Regions from separate parts of the Mus musculus genome. Here region 2 is linked to region 1. The links are chromatin loops, found by intact Hi-C in ENCODE. Cell type or tissue: left cerebral cortex. All regions are shown on one strand. Each heading gives the region's core, and the rest is flanking DNA. Links, peaks and the distances in the headings are about the cores only.

What was found. Hi-C counts contacts between places; a loop is a spot of excess contacts. Peaks named below come from ENCODE experiments on the same cell type or tissue, not always from the same donor. Only the 100,000 strongest peaks of a DNase experiment are listed, where the experiment ranks them.
Region 2: a loop joins it to region 1, with 2.5 times the contacts of the local background. A loop is called at or near these places in 5 of 42 quality-filtered maps.

The regions. Positions count from the first base shown.
Region 1 is chr6:52,769,631-52,777,744 of GRCm38, forward strand. It overlaps Jazf1 (JAZF zinc finger 1), which reads right to left. Exons shown (of 5, transcript NM_173406.3): 4 at 7,905-8,074; 5 at 1-750. The coding sequence ends at 574. Among named protein-coding and RNA genes, the nearest start is that of Gm52904, 25 kb to the right of the region's middle. In left cerebral cortex, for the core only: no CTCF peak of the experiment used is centred there; DNase peaks (open chromatin) are centred at 3,935, 4,218 and 5,887.
Region 2 is chr6:52,821,192-52,829,305 of GRCm38, forward strand. The region is part of intron 2 of Jazf1 (JAZF zinc finger 1); the gene reads right to left. Among named protein-coding and RNA genes, the nearest start is that of Gm52904, 26 kb to the left of the region's middle. In left cerebral cortex, for the core only: no CTCF peak of the experiment used is centred there; DNase peaks (open chromatin) are centred at 1,717, 2,013, 2,491, 3,987 and 1 more place; H3K27ac peaks cover 2,399 bases.

The DNA.
Region 1 (8,114 bases), core at 2,026-6,025:
AGAAAGCACACCTTTTATGCATGTTATTTAAATATGAAAATATTTTTAGCATATTATGTTAAACATTCTTATTTATATTTCCATTACCTAAAGTCTTTCTACTCACAAATACTAACTCCATTATGTAAGGCATGATAACCAGTTTGATAATGAAGGTATTATTTTGGTTTTATGTGAGTCGATGTGTTGAAAAGCTTCAATCACATTACAATCTTAAAACATCTCAGTGCCAGCCCCTCCTCTCCCAGTTGACATCACTGCAATGTGGTTAAACAATATGCAACATGCCCTTCATTTATTTTGTTTTGGGGAAAATGTGCTGAAGAACCTAGAGCTTGTTTTGTTTAGCACCTTATATCAACGTAATGGAAATGGGCGTGATGATTACATGTGCAAATGTACAAAATCATTAACTACAAAGATACATCATTCCAAAAGTACAGAAAAGGTTAAAGCATGCATTTAATTATTTTTCATTAAAGGGTTGCTGAGTGCTTCCCCTGAAAAAAGGTGGCTGTTTTCAAAATCAGCAACTGCTGGTGAGGATTTCTTGGCACAGTTCTGACCAGCACGCTACTGCTGCATCTTCCTGATCATCTCGGCAGACACTGGGGGATGGAAATTGATTGTGTGGTGCCGCAGGCCCTGAGCTGTCTTGTAACTCTTCCCACACCGGCATTTGAATGGTTTGCGGACGCGAATCTGTGTTCGGTGACCATTCTTAGCATGGTACTTTATGCCATTCACATTCTGTGGAGAAGATAAAAAAAAATTACCTATTAGGGTCACCAAATGTCCTGTCACACTCGTGCAAACCTCAGCATGGGTCAGATTCCAGCAAAGCAGCTCCTGGATGGATCCAGAGGGTGGGCTTCATGTGGGTTTGCTGGTCCTGGGCTGTGTGTGCCAGGGCTTTGTAAGAAAATTAATGGAACACTTCCCTTGGTTTCTTGAAGCCTTGCTTCTCAGCTACTAAAGTTTTCTGCTTGGAAGAGAATTAATTGGAAATTCTGTGAATATTTCAGAATGACCAATGAACACAATGTTCTAAAGAATACAAAAAGTAGGGTAAGGCAGACTGAATGTAAGACATAAGCTGTGGTAAGTACCCTCTAAACCTCACCTGGAGGCTTTGGCAGAGTTAGCTGGCCGTGCTTCAGCATAGGTGAGTGCTCAGAGCCCATGGGCACTGCTTTTGATGATGTACTGCGTTCAGACAGCATGCTTTTAAACCTTTATTTATATAAAGTCAGTCCCATGAAAAACAACATGCTGAGTAGATTTCTTAGCAGCAGATGATAAGAATCTGGGTGTTTAGATTAGCAGAATGTCCCAGAACCCACATAGGGCTGTGTGCAATTGCCCTGGGAATCTCATACCCTCTTCTGGCCCCAGCAGAACCTGCACATGTACACACATGATAAAGAATAGTCATAAATTTAAGATGTTATTTGCAGTGCATCTTTTACTTTACAGCCATGCATTATGCTGTCATGGGTGTTAAACTATGATAATGAAAGTAGCAGTGTTCCATGGGTTTAGGTTACATATACTTTTTTTGTTGAAATCTCTTTCCTAAATGTATGTCCATTTTTACTAGGTTGCTGACAAGTTTCAGCATACTTATATACTCTCTGTATATTTCTTAAGACTTCTTTTTCAGATTGTATCTCGCTCTAACAGCTGCTAACACCTTCACTTTTGCTGAACAGTTTTCATCTTATCTTTGCCTGACCTAGACTCTGTCTACTACAACTTAGAGGGTTAGCTTTATAGTTAGATGAAGCATATTTTCATGACTGTAGTGAGATGGCTTTCCTTCCCTGTGCGTGGCTGCTAATTGTTCTCAGCGGAATTCATGGAAAAGAACACCCAGCTGCCGTGTGTCACCCAGGTTTGTTGAAACCACACACTGGCTATTCATCATATACACCAGATATGTTGGGAATAGTTCCGGAGTCCCCATCCAGGTGCAGGATTTTATTTTAACACTCTATTAAGGGTAAATTTTATAATAGAATCCTCAACAAATAATAGTAATAAAATAATAAGTAAAACAAAAATATCAGAATGTTTTCCAGCAGTTGGTTTTACTATCTCACTAGTTTACATACTATGAGATTATTTACCAGCTTAGCAAACTAGATACTGCTCATCTGGTTAAGCCTGAGAAACAGGCCTCAGAGGTGAAGAACGAGCAGAGAAGATACTTGGAGTCTCAGTATCTATCGGTAGCTGCCACATTAGAGGACAGGAACGGACAGCACAGCGCACCGGTGCTGAGCACGGGTTACTAAAAGGGTGAGGAGGCTGTCCCTTAAGTACCTAGGCCACTTCTCAGATGCCCTGAGCTTCAGAAAACATTGAGTTTCTGGATGCTCTTTGGAGGGCATCATAATGCTTGCCTGGCCCATGGCACACTATTGCAGAGTGCACATGTTAAATGGCTCCTCACAACACACACCTCAGTATTAAGATTGCTGTTAAAACGTGGCCGAGAGGTGTCTGCTGTTACACCATCTTTGGATTTGCAGTACACGTTCTGTGGTAGAACTCTGCATGACTGAAGCTGAGGGCAAGAGGCTGTACTTGTTTCCAGGTCTGGCCTGAGTCAAAACAAATGGGCTCTGTCCACACACATGCCTGGCTCTGGTCTTTCGCATCGTTAGCCTCCTGCCTTGGGCTGAACACCCCATATTTTGCTAAGAGGCACGTTGGGAGTTGGAGCTTGGAGGAGCAAGTTCATACGGACCTCCTGTGATGGCAGGTAGGTAAGCCTAGGCAGCCCACTGGAGTGCAGGTCTGTGGTGAAGGTACCAGCTGGACATCTAGCCCAGACGCACCTTCCAATGGCCTTAGCCCCAGGCTGATGTCTTAGAGCAGCTACATTCAGGTGACAATTTCAGTCAACTCAGAACTGTGAAAAAATAATTGGAAGTTGTGCTGGCTAGGTTTATTTTAACGTGACACCAGCTAGAGTTACCTGAGAGGAGGGAACCAGTTGAGAAAATGCTCTTAAGATGGGGCTGTAGGCAAGCTTGTAGGGCATTCTCTTAATGATTGATGTGGAGAGGCCCAGCCTACTGTGTGTGGGGTCACCCCTGAACTGGTAGGTCTAGCCTCTTAGGAAAGTAGGCTGAACAAGCCATGGAAAACAAGACAGTAAGCGGCACCCTCCATGGCCTCTGCATCAGCTCCTGCCTCCAGGTTCCTGTCCTGCTTGAGTTCCTTCCCTCACTGCTTCTTATGATAAACTATTATAGGAAACTAAGTAGGAATAAACCCTTTCCTCCCCAAGTTGTCTTTGGTCATGGTGTTACATCACAGCAACAGTAACTGTAACTAAGACAAGATGTAGGTGTTATGTGCAGGGACGGAGAGAGGAAGGGGGACAATGACAATTTAGAAGAAAAGAACTCCCAGGTTGTAGGTCAGTAACAGAGTACTTGCCTGGCATGCATGGAATTCCAGATTTACTCCCTAGCACTCCCCTCAAAACTTGGAAATTGTGACTTCTAAATCCAATGTGGTGAAGGTGGTTCTCTGGCTTATAAATGCTAAGAATGCATCTTGTCTGCTTGCTGAGTGAATCTTCAGTTGAACACTAGAGTCTCTGAGGTGGATGGTTACTAAACATTTCACGTCCTGTTTCCATGGGTCGTTGGAAGATGGGTGTCTTAGTGAGGGTTATGATTGTGATGAAATACCATGAAAAGCCACTTGGTGAGGAAAGGGGCTCAGTTCACTAACAGGTCCATGTAACAGCTCATCAACAAAAGCAGTGAGGGCGGGAACACAAGCAGGGCTGGCACCTGGAGGCAGGAGCTGACAGAGGCACGGAGGGTGCTGCTTACTGGACTGCTCCCATGGTTTTCTCAGTCGGCTTTCTCACAGAACCCTGGAGCACCAACCAAGGGACGACACCACCCACAATGGTGGTGTGCCCTCCTTCCATCAGTTGCTCATTTAAAAACTGTCCTACAGGCTTGCCTTCAGCCAGATCTTACAGAGGCATGTTCTAAATTGAGACTCCCCCTTCTTGGATGACTAACTTGTGTCAAGTTCAGTCATAAAACGGTTCAAACAAACAAGTGACAAGCTAGTCCTATGCCCACTACCACTCAGACCTTGTCAAGATAGAGAAAATACATTAAGAAGCAAAACGACAGAACAACTGTAGCTAGCTAGGCCAGGGGAGAGCTGAAGCCAGCATTTAAATCCTCACATAGTTCACCAGGAATGGGAAATGAGTCCAGCAAGTTCTGTAGCCTTTTCCCGGCTGTTTCTGAAAAACAACTACCTTATACGGCTTTATTCTGGGAAGAATGGCGCCAACTGCACATTTGGAAGCATTCTCAGGGTGTCCAGAGCGTCCAGGGCGGCATCCATGCTGCTGCGGTTTAGCCTACTCCCAGGTAGCAGTGGGGAAGGCTTACCACAGTGTTGACTGATCAGTGTGTGACAGAGAGTGTGTGTGCACACTTGTGTGTAGAGACCACATTCTCTGTGTGAGAGAAGGTTTGTGTGCACGTGTGTGCCTGTGGGTATGCAGAGGCCAGAGCAGGTCTGTTTTATTCTCTGCCTATCGGGTGAGGAAATGACAGAGAGTGACCGACCTGCCTTACAGAACTGGAACAGGACTCAGGAATGGCACTTGCGTAGTCTGTATTTCCTCAAGGACCCTCCTAAAATGCTAGGTACTGTTTACTGCTCCATTTAAACACATAGCTGGGGGACTTTGGCACGCCTTCCTACTGTGAAGGCCTGGGACTCTAAATGGTCTTGCCACTGGGCTATCTAGGAAGGAAGGCAACAGAAGGGGAATTTGGATTCTGCCATTAAGAACTACTGCCCTTATCAAATTATGCTTGTCAGGAGAAAAACTACAGGCTATTCCAAAACGTGTAGTCCACAGGAGGCCTGCGGTCCAGATGCTGAATGGGGCCATCCACCTCCATGGAGTGGCCAGATATAGCCAGTACATGCCACCCTGGATAGGAAAGCTGGAAATCAGGCCCTTGAGGTCTTCGGTGTTTGATGGAAAGGACACAGTGAGGGTTTCTGGGGGAGTTTGGTGAGGAAGGAGAGGAGAGCCGCGGTTACAGGGAGAGCATCTGGAGGTGTGTGCCTCCTGCCTCCACAGCGCCAACACACTAAGAGCCAGGCAGTCAGAAGCACACCACTCCGCCATGGGTCACGTGCTTGGTGTCCACACCGTTCTGTGGAAGGTACCGAGGGACTGTGGTGGGACGGGCTCGCTACTCACATCAGAGGAGGCACTGTACTTGAATGTATGAGTATCAAACACGTCTCCTTTTCATACACAAAGATACTTTATGAGATTTCCTCAGTGTCAAATATTTCTAAAGAGTAAGAGTCTGTTGGCAGGATTTGACTCTGTTCCCCTACTCTTAGAGCTTAGTATTTCCTAGGTTTTAAGAGACGTTAGGAAAGAGTTCTTGTGGAGCTCCGGACAGCACCCAGGCCCACTGCACACACTAGGCAAGGCCAGGCAAAGAGCCACCATCTAAGCCCAGGACACATTTCAAGTGGAACACGGGTTGAAGGAGCACACTGAAGGCTCCTGAGTTAACTGCAGACCTCCTGTCACTCCATGAGGGCTTCAAAGGAAACTGGATCCATCTGGGAGCCCCCCGCCTCTTGTGGGAATACCCCAAGAAGTGGAGTGGAGTGGAGCCCATGCTGGTCTGTCTGTCTGCTGTGGTCTCAGCAGAGACACCTGTGAAGAGCGACTCATCACAGGGGAACACTGAGCACTTAGACTTGCTTTTTTTCCATGGAAAGTTTTCCATGGAAGAGGCTGCAGTGAGCTGGGGTAGGGGGTGGGGCTCTGCTCTTGAGCTCCCTCCAAAGCAGAAGAGTGGAAGCTGCCCAGAGGGGAGGGAGGCGTCAGGGAGGCAGGAAGCACACAGGAGGGATTTGGACAGACACCACCAAAGCCACTGCCCACACAGCTGCCACCGCCAACAAAACATCCTGCCATGACAGGCCAGGGTGTCTGGGGTGCAGAGAGCCTGGTACCCCCTTCTCTAGGTACTACCCTTTTCTTGGTTCTGAGGTTATCCACCATGTCAGGGGCCTATGCACAGTGAAGGTGAGTGAATTCTCTCAGGACAGCTCTGCTGCTCTACAGCCACAGGGCAGCTCAGCATCTTGCTGGGAGGAGTGGCTAGGGGTGTCTCTGTGCTATGTCACCTGGCATTCTGAATCAGTAAGGGACACAGTTCCCTCACAGCCACTAGAGCCATCCGCTACTCAGTTCCTGCAGCACAGGGTCACTAAGTTTGCTCTTGGCCTTAACAGGAGAGAGCATTCAAAGCCCATGTGAACCCAGGCTTCGATAGAGGAAGAGGTTGCTAGAGACTCTTCAACAATTAAGGGAGGGGAAGAATGCTCCACCCTTCTGGCCCAGAGTGAAGGGTGGAGTTTGTGTTTTCTCCTCCTCTTTCTGAGGCCCCCCTCGATTCGAGTCCTTAGATCCCTCTTCAGTACGGCTGTTGTACAAGGCTCTGATCACACCGCAGGCACTGGAGAGGCGGCCACAGTTTGAAGAGCAGCTGATGTGGAGAGAATGGGTCCACCACAGGCAGAACACCGGTGACATACCCTGTCCAGCTGTTACTGTGACACTGAAACAGGAGGAAAACCTTCTGCAGTGAGAGCTGCCCTCGGGGGTGTTCTGGTCTATCTTGCCCTTTGGCTTACTGTGATGTTACCGTTAGAGGCTCCTCTTCTCTGTGCCTCTAAGCTTGGATATGGAAGCTGTACGCGTGTGTTCTGTGATGTGTGCTGACCTGGACTGGGCAGCCCTTGTAGAGTTGATAAGACTCACACCTCTGTCCTAGGGTTTGCATGTTTGTTTAACAAAGGCCATCTGGTCTACCAGTCCTGGCGCAGCAGCAGAGTGACGCCCTCGCCTTTGTGAAGTTGTTGGGGTTTCTGCTTTTCTAATAGAAAGATTAAAATACTAACAGTTGTTCAGAGACACATATTTAAGGAACAGCGTGAGATGCGCGCATGCTACCAACTTTCAAGCCTTTAAAACCTAGGCGGTCTGCACAGACGGTAAGCTGGTGCCCTCGTGTCCACCAGCCATGCTCCGGAGTTTTTCATTTCTACACAGTTGATTTTAAAGAGCTGCTAACACCTGTGGGGACTTCCTGCACACACTTCTCCTTGGCGCTTCTTTTATTGTTTTGTCCTTAGCAGTTTTCTCAGTAGAAAAGTTAGTACCACCAGCTACCCAAGTCACCTAGTGTTAGGACTGTTAGACACAGCAGGTGGACAGAGGAGATGCTGGCAAGAGGGAGAAATCAAAGCATTTTCTTTTCCTGGTCTTTTATGGGGAGGCGGGAGAGGGCAAGAACTGCCCAGCTGGAAGGTAAACACCCAACCCTGTTTTCCAGAAGGCTCTGTAAACCCAGCTGAGGCTTTTACAGGCCCAGCCACCTGGAAATCTATGCACTGAAAAAAAGTGTTTTGCAAATAAGTAGGTTGACACAGCCCTTGCTCTGTTTCTATGGTGTTGGATGGATCGGAGTCTCTCCTGCATGCTAATCACCATCTCTACCACGGATGCTCCAGCCCCTTCACTGGATATTCTGACAGGCATCAAAACCAGAGGCCGATTACCACAGAGCTCTTTGACTTTAGTCTCCCACGCAAGTCAGAGAAAGAGAAAGGCTGCCAATCACCCAGAACCCCAGCCAGTGCTCACCGGACGGCACTGGGTACATGTCCCTGAGGCTCTCGCTCTCATGAACATGGGCGATGAGTGTCTATCCCTGGCACACAGGCAGCTCTCTTTAGAATTGCAAAGGGCAGCTATTTTACAGTGCTTCTTTGCCAAGCAGTTACACTGAGTGAAGAGACCTTTCCTTTACCTTGTATCTCTTTTTACACCCTGGAACTGGGCAGGCGAAAGGCTTCTCTTCCCCTCCATTCATGCACATGGAGCTGAGGATTGCTTCAGAGCTGATGGCGCTCTCTGTGGTCCAGGACTCATCACTGTCTGACTCCTCATAGTCCACCTCTTCCTCATCATACTCGCTGCCTGTGGAGCAGAAGAGATGTACAAAGACTGTCAAAAGCTG
Region 2 (8,114 bases), core at 1,514-5,513, 51 kb after region 1:
CCCACACACGTACACATAATTAATAAATAAACAAATCAATCTTTAAAGCTTCTCAGTTGCTTCAGGTTGAGCAGAGTGAACGCTTACATTTGGGTGGGACTGACCGTTATGTGCTGGCCAAAAGGATAGATGACAAACAAAACACACACAGACCCAGAACAGCAGCTTCTTCTGGGAATCGGGAGGAGGGTAAGCAGGCAGCCCAGGAGGCAGAGGTTGCAAGACGACCCTGATCCTTGGCCATGAGCTGTTCAGGAAACACACAGGCTACAAGACCTTCGAGGTAGCACCATCCAGAGACCAGAGGCTGCTCTGTGGACAATACTTAGGATGGACGATCCCCTCCCTCTTCCCTCCCTCCCTGCTCCCTGTTTCTCTTAACTCTTAAAACAGCACTATCTCGCCCTTGATTTAATCACTTAAGTGAAATCCATGCATCAACGTTAGGCAGCGGTTGTCACAAGCAGGACTCCTCTCTCCGCTGCCATGTATTTTCTCAACAAATGTGGGGATTTTCTTCAGCCCTGTGAAGTATATGGTCAGTTTTACCACAGTCAAAGTCCTGACTCACTTAGGGTCCAGTAACAAGCCTTACAAGTCACAGGTCAACATATACTATCAGTGAAGCAATTACTCTTTAGCTCCAAATAAATTAAACCATGGTCTTTTTCATTGTTGATGTTAAGAATAAAGAAGTCCTAAGGGCTCCCCCTGCACAGCCCTGGGCTTAGAAGGCAGACCTGGAAACTCCCTGCTACCCTCCCCTCCCTCCAGCTTTCTCTGAACAGGGAACAGTAAGAGCCGATCTTACACATGGGTTTCATTGTTAATTTCACGTCCATGTAAAAACAAATGGACAAAACAAAGAGCTGCTGTTTATGAGATTTTGTGGTATAAAACTACAAATGGCTCTTCCAGTTTTCCTGTTTTGTCTTTTCTGAAAGCAAATTAAATTAGCATAATCCTGCTAATAAGATGAGGTATAATTCTTTCCATAAACTGGAAGTTTATTTTATTTTTATTTTTTGGCCTTTTCAAGACAGGGTTCCTTTGTGAGCCCTGGCTGCCCTGTAACTCTCTGTAGACCAGGCTGGACTCTAAATCAGAGATCCTCCTGCCTCTGCCTCCCAAGTGCAGAGGACATTAAGGGCATGTACCAGTAACACCTGGTTGGAAGAAATTTAAAGATGGGAGAAAAGAAATTGGCTCCAGGACCTCTTGGAGTTTTGGCTGCAGTGTCTGTGCAGTATACACACAGCACTGCCTACTCACTGAGACACTGGGAATCTGCATGCATGGCCCTAACTTGATTTGCTTGGTCCTCTGAGGTTTGGAAAACCGTTTACTCTTTCTGGACTTGGGCCCCTTATTACAAAGCAGACATGATCCTAAGATCTCACAGAAGCTGTTGCCATGACCTTAGAAGGTGAACGCAGGGGAAGTACTTGGCCTACTTAGGAATTCTCATCCGAGAGTCTCTGGGCATGGCATTTCCATGGATATTGGTCCTCTCTGACCTTCACCCCAAATTAAAAGAAGGTACTTTTAAGTCTAACAGCCATCTGGTGAGCCAACTCCCACACAGTCCAGAGAAGGGCTGTGGTATGTAGCTATATTTGCAGTTAGAAGGCTCCATTTTTCTTTACTTTCCATTACAGAAGTGTTCATGCTGTGTGAGTGAATGCTATATATGTGCAAATTGCAAATCCACAAAGCCTGGAAGTGGATGTTAGATCCTTGAGAGCTGTAGTTATAGGATGCCGTATGTGGGTGGTAGGAATTTAACTCAGGTCCTCTAGAAGTATAGCAAGCTCTCCAGATGCAATGAGATGTTTTGTTAAAGCGATTTATCCACTTAGACAGTGACTATTTTGGGAGCAAAATAGACTCCATACAGTGGGCTATCCCTTCATATAATGTATGTGCCTGGGCATCTGAGAGGTACAGATTTCAAGTTTCACAGGCCTCGGGGGCTGATATTTTTCCAAAGGATTTTTCCCGTTTTTATTGAAAGAGTTCAGTTGAATTGCTCTAAAGAGCATTAAATCACATTCATGGGAGGCCATTGGCTCAGGCTGAGCTCGTGCATTAGGCTCTGGCAGACCAGAACAACTCAGAGCGCAGCCGCTCCTGCTCGGTGACACTAATCCAACTGAACCTTTAACCGGTCAGTCTTTCATAAAATAGGAGACTTACTAACCAATTAAAAGTGGTTTTTCTTGAACCTCTTGATGAGAGAGTCCCTCTGCTTAACCCTGGAAGGGAAGTAACTTTGCACCAATCTGCTTTGAAGTCGCCCTTGCCCTTTGAAGCCCTTTTCTGCCCACAGGCAACCTCCTCATACCACCAGACCAACTGTTGTCTGCAGAATGGGTTGCCGTGCCACCCCAGAATTGCTAATAAAAGCCAATTAGGTCTTCCAGGCTTTTACAAATGCGCGTTTTGCCTTAGTGCTCTGTTTTCCAGGAGGCCGCCCCTTTATGACTGTGTTTATTCAGCTATTCAGAAAGCACACACATGAATAATCTTAAGAAAAATGTTAGAAGATCTGTGACTGTTCTTGTCTCTTCCTCTTGCTGATGGGGAGCTTGTGAGTGCAGAAATCCTTGGCAAAGGAGACTGCCCATGTGTGCTGCCGTGCAGAGTGTAAGGTAGTTGGTAATTGTGACAGTTTAAGCATTTTAATAAAGATACGTTTTTAAAACGCACAAAACACTAGTGTGATGCGTCTGGACATTTGCTGTCTTTTTCACTGACTTCCTCCCATTTTTTATAGTGATTATTGGTAAGTCACAGATTTTTTTTTAATCTTGTCTTCACATAGTGCTTTAAAACTACAAAATGGGAAAATGAGTCAAGGGAGAAGAGAGTTTTGATACAGCCTCTAAAATCTAGTTTTGTAGTACAACTGACGGGGCAGACAGTAGCTAGGAGGCTTTCAGTGCTTGCTAAGGCTGGGCACTGCTAGGTGGATGCTAAGGCTGGGCACTGCTAGGTGGATGCCAAGGCTGGGCACTGCTAGGTGGATGCCAAGGCTGGGCACTGCTAGGTGGATGCCAAGGCTGAGCACTGCTAGGTGGATGCCAAGGCTGGGCACTGCTAGGTAGATGCCAAGGCTGGGCACTGCTAGGTGGATGCCAAGGCTGGGCACTGCTAGGTGGATGCCAAGGCTGGGCACTGCTAGGTGGATGCCAAGGCTGGGCACTGCTAGGTGGATGCCAAGGCTGGGCACTGCTAGGTGGATGCCAAGGCTGGGCACTGCTAGGTGGATGCCAAGGCTGGGCACTGCTAGGTGGATGCTAAGGCTGGGCACTGCTAGGTGGATGCTAAGGCTGGGCACTGCTAGGTGGATGCTAAGGCTGGACACTGCTAGGTGGATGCCAAGGCTGGGCACTGCTAGATGGATGCAGCACGGTTATACCGAGGCCTCCTTCCGCTGGAAGGTTGGATCCAGCCCTTCCAGGAATGGAGGCTCTGCGGCGGCGGCGCAGATGGGAGGCTACTCTGCATTGTGTGCTGGTACTTTTGCTGTTCTCTAAGCTGAGGAGCAAAAAGAAATGTCCCAAAGCCACTGTGTAGTAATCCTTTGAAATGAGTTTGTATTTCACAAGATCTCCCAGCTACCTTAACCCACATCCTTCACCCCATACACAGCTCCATAAATGAGGGAATTTATAGGTTATTTGGAAGAAAAAGAGCAGGGTATTTAAACTTTAAAAAAATGTCACTGTACTTAACTGTTAATGAAGTGTTGTGTGGTGGGGCCTCCAGCTCTTCTGCTGTTTGTAGCCAGCAGCCCTCATTTGCATGCCCAGGGCAAGCACTAATCCTTACCATCAGCTGCTCCCCAGAAAAGCATTCACCCCATAATACTGTTCATCCTGCTGGTTTATTTAGCAAAGCCTTTCTTCCCAGCATACACAGGCTTCCATTTCAGGCCAAGCTGATTACCCCAGATTCCTAATTAGTGCTAATTAAAGCTTTAATGGATAGCAGCCAGAATTTAAAAGCATGCCACCTCCTTTAAAGACCCATGGCTGGTTCAGGGCAGGAATGAGCCAGCCCCAGGACTTCCCATGGAGTGACACAAGCTCCTGGGTACCTTGGCACACAACATGCAGGCCACGGCTGGTGACCTGGAGCCTCTCCATCCTGTTTTCCCAAGGAAAGCAAGCTGCTTGCTCCAATCAACCTCTAAATGTCTACTGAAGTCAGGGATAGTTTTCAAGGAGGACATCATTCAGTATTCCCGACAAGGTCAGCCTCAGAGCGATTTCCCCACTCTTGTCATGGCGGGGAAACAAGACAAAATACCCTAACTAAAATAATTCTGAGGAGTCCAGTAAACCTTTGTTGGGCTGGAAAAGCCTTCTCATACTGACCCTGCTGCAGGGGAATAGCTCAGAACATTCCTGGTATGTCAAGCCCGAAGGCAGCAGTCTAAATCTACCCTTTTCTTATACCATCTCTGCAATGTGCAAGCTGACTCATCGTAAACATGGCCAGACTGAGTCATCAATGTTCACAACACGGAAAGAAGAGAGGATCTGGAGTTTACCATGAGCTCATGAGTGCCCAAGGAGATGCTGAGTCACAGGGGTTCTGAGTCACCAGCCTGGCTGCTGGGAACTGAACTTAAGTCCTGTGCTAGCTTGGCAAGTACTCTCAACACGAAGCCATCCCTGCAGCCCCACATCTAGATTTTGAGAACATTCTGTGCTAGGTGCTTTGCTCCCGAGACAGGGTTTCATGCTGTCAGACAGATCTCAATCTTACCATCTATAAGTAGACAAGGATGGTCAGAATTTCTCATTCTCCTGCTCCCACTTCCCATCTGAGGTTAGTAGAATATGCCACCACGCCTAGCTTACGTGGTGGTGCTGGGGATCAAACCTTTTGCGCACACTTGGCAAGCTCTCTCCTAACAGTCTGTTTAAATTCCCACAGCACGGTTGGCAGCGGGACCTGTGTGAAGACCACTGAAACAGAGATCTCTTTCTGGCACAAGGTGTCCCCTCCACTGTGCTGTTTTTGCTGCTAAGGAGAATTTTGTTTGGAAGTGCTGAGACTCAAGTGACAGTGAGACTCCAAGGGTGTGTACAAGGGGTGAGCAGTCACACCCTAGAGGAGGAAACATGGAGGGCTAGCATGGAAAGGTGGGAGAGGGCTAAGGCCGAGTCTTAGGCAATACCCCTGCTTCTTCAGAGGAAGGCAAGCCGTCCAAATGATTTCAGAGATAGCTTTAAATTTTTTTAAAGGTAACACACCTTTTATTTGCTGTGTTTTTGACGACTATTTGGGGCACAAATATAAAAATAAAAAATACATTTTTCCATTTTTCCTGTGTGTGTTGTGTAGTGTGTGGTGCAAGCTCAGTAGGGCTCATGTGTTCAATAGCACATGCCTGTGCTCACGTGGAGACCAGAGTGACTGCCGGCGTTTCCTCTCCTCGGCTCCTGCCTTGCTTGGTCTTTACCTGGACCTGCCTTGTTTGCTGCTCCTCCTCTGCCTTTCCTCCTCTGCTGGGGTTGCTGGCATGCGCAGCCACACTGGGGTTTTTACAAGGGTGCTGGGATTTGAACTCAGGTCCTCGTGCTCTCAGAGCAAGTAATCTTACCCACAAAGCCGTGTCCCTAATCCCAAAAACTTACTTTTGTAATGAAATCACATGATTTATTCATGTGTTTGTTCAGCTGTTTTGCACAAAAATTTATTTTCTTTCATGGCTGGGAATGGTGGCATGGTCTGTGGCCTCATCATTTGGGAGGATGAAGGAAGAGGACATAAGGCTACCTAGGCACACAGGGACACTGGTTTACAACCCCAAGAGTAGCAAGCGAGAACAAACAGAAGCAAAGCTCAGCAGGGATGGCTGTCTTCCAGCCTGGCTGAAGTACATGGGGTATGGAAAATGTCAGTGTGGGCTCAGGGCTTGGTCAGTGGCAGGCTTGGTGCAATAAGGAGCTGAAACTTCATCTCAAAATGCCCACAAACCACTAGATAAGTAAGAAACTCTGGGGCGGAGGAGATGGTTCACTGGATAAAATACTTACTGCTCAATCACTGATGGCAGGAATTCAGTTCCTCAGCCCCCATGGAAAACTGGGTGTGGGGCCATTTGGTAGGGGGATGGCAGACAGACCTAGTTGCTTGCTGGTCAGCTGGCACAGCCGAAGTGTCACCCTTAAGCTCAGGGAGAGACCCTGTCCCAAGAATAATGTTAAGAGAGACAGAGACAGAGACACCTGACACTGACCTCTGGCCTCCACAAGTGCATATACACGTGAGTGTGCTCACAGGTACAAATGCATATACACGTATACACACGTGCACATGCACGCACAGTCATACATACACACAAACTAGCTCTCATTTCAAAAGGAAACTCCCACCTACTTGTCAATGGCTGTAGATGATGCAGAGAATGACTGGTGTGTAAGGTGTTTATTTTAAAGGCACCAAAGATGTACTTCACATTGTCTGGTACATAGTTTCTTATAAAATATGTTTCTTGGTTATTTATTAAAGTTTTCTACATTCTTGAAAATTTCATGTTTGTATACAATGAAACGTGATCACATGCTCCCCCTTCCTCCAGCTCCTGCCACATCCCCTACAGCAAGTCCTCCTTCCAGCTTTGTGTGTGTGTGTACACAGTAAGTCTAATTAGTGCTGTGCATGGGTGTGAAGTCATGCTGGAACATGGTAAACCTAATAATGGAATGTCCTTAAACAAGGATTCTCCCTCCTTGAGCAGTGGCCAACTGCCAATAGCTCCCCAGCATGGGGTGGGGCCTGGAGAGCACCTCCCCTCTCTATACCAAAATTAGAGCAGTTCTTATGTAGGGAATGGTTAGTTTCAACTGTCAATGTGATGCAATCTAGAGTCACCTAGGAAGAAGGTCTCAGTGACAGACTATCTAGATGAGGCATGGCCATGGGGGACTGTCTAAAGCATGTTGAGATGGGAACATCTACCCACTGTAGGTGGCTCCATTCCCTGGGCTCAGGATCCTGAAATATGTAAGAATGGAGACCTTAGCGAGCTGAGCTCAAGTCTTCCTTCATTCTCTCTCTCTCTCTCTGCCCTTGACTGCAGACATGACTAGCTACTTCCAGCTCCTGCCTTGACTTCCCTGCAGTGGAAATGTGAGATGAAATGAACCTTTTGTCTTCTAAATTGCTTTCTCACAGTGACAGGAACTGAAACCAGGACAGGAATTATGACAAAGGTGTCAGCAAGGTATTGAGATCAGGGTGAAGGTTACAAAAAAACAAAACAAAACAAAACAAGCAAAGAAACTTGAAAAAAAAAACTGATTAAGACATTTGCTTCCTTTACCTCTGTAATCAACAACAGGAGCTTGGTGGCTATTCATGCCTCCTGTGGCCCTAAGGACATAATGAAGGATTTAGCAGAGGAATTCATGCTTCTTCATGGAATGCTGGAAGCAGTCAGACAAAGTGCTAGGCTTGGCTATTAAAACTGGGAAAGCCTAGGGAGGGAGCAGCAAGGCCCCCACCACCCCAACCTGGCTTGTGATTGGCACAGGGCATTTCCAGCCACTGCTGCTAAATTACACAGCCGGTCCTGGCCTCATTCATGCAATTAACCAGACTTTCTTCAAGTCTGTATCGACCCCTGGGAGAGCATGAGGAATTTGTGAAGAGACATTATATCTTTGAGGATACTGGGCAGCCATTTAGTGGGTAATTCACTGAAAGGAACCCAGTGTCTTTGAAGGAGTTAATTCAACTCCTGAGGCGGGGGAGTCAGCCTCCTCATCAGGCCTAGTGGGGTGAAGGGAGGGCATTACAGAACAGATAACTACTTTTTAAAAAAGCTTTTCTAACCATGCAATTCATTAAGAAAAGGAAAACTCTATGATACCAGAAAAGGCTGTGCTTTCCAGATGAGTAGGTCTTAGCAGTGAGGTGTTTCCAGGTCTGGCTTATCTTGGCTCTGAATGAGAAGAGTCCACATGTGAAAGAGCTTGCTAGGCTTGGCCACCTGAGGGGCACCCAGATGCAGGGCAGTCTGACCTCCTTGTCAGAGCACATCTCAAACCCAATCTTCCCTCCACCTCCTGCCTGATCCAAATCTTCAGAACAAA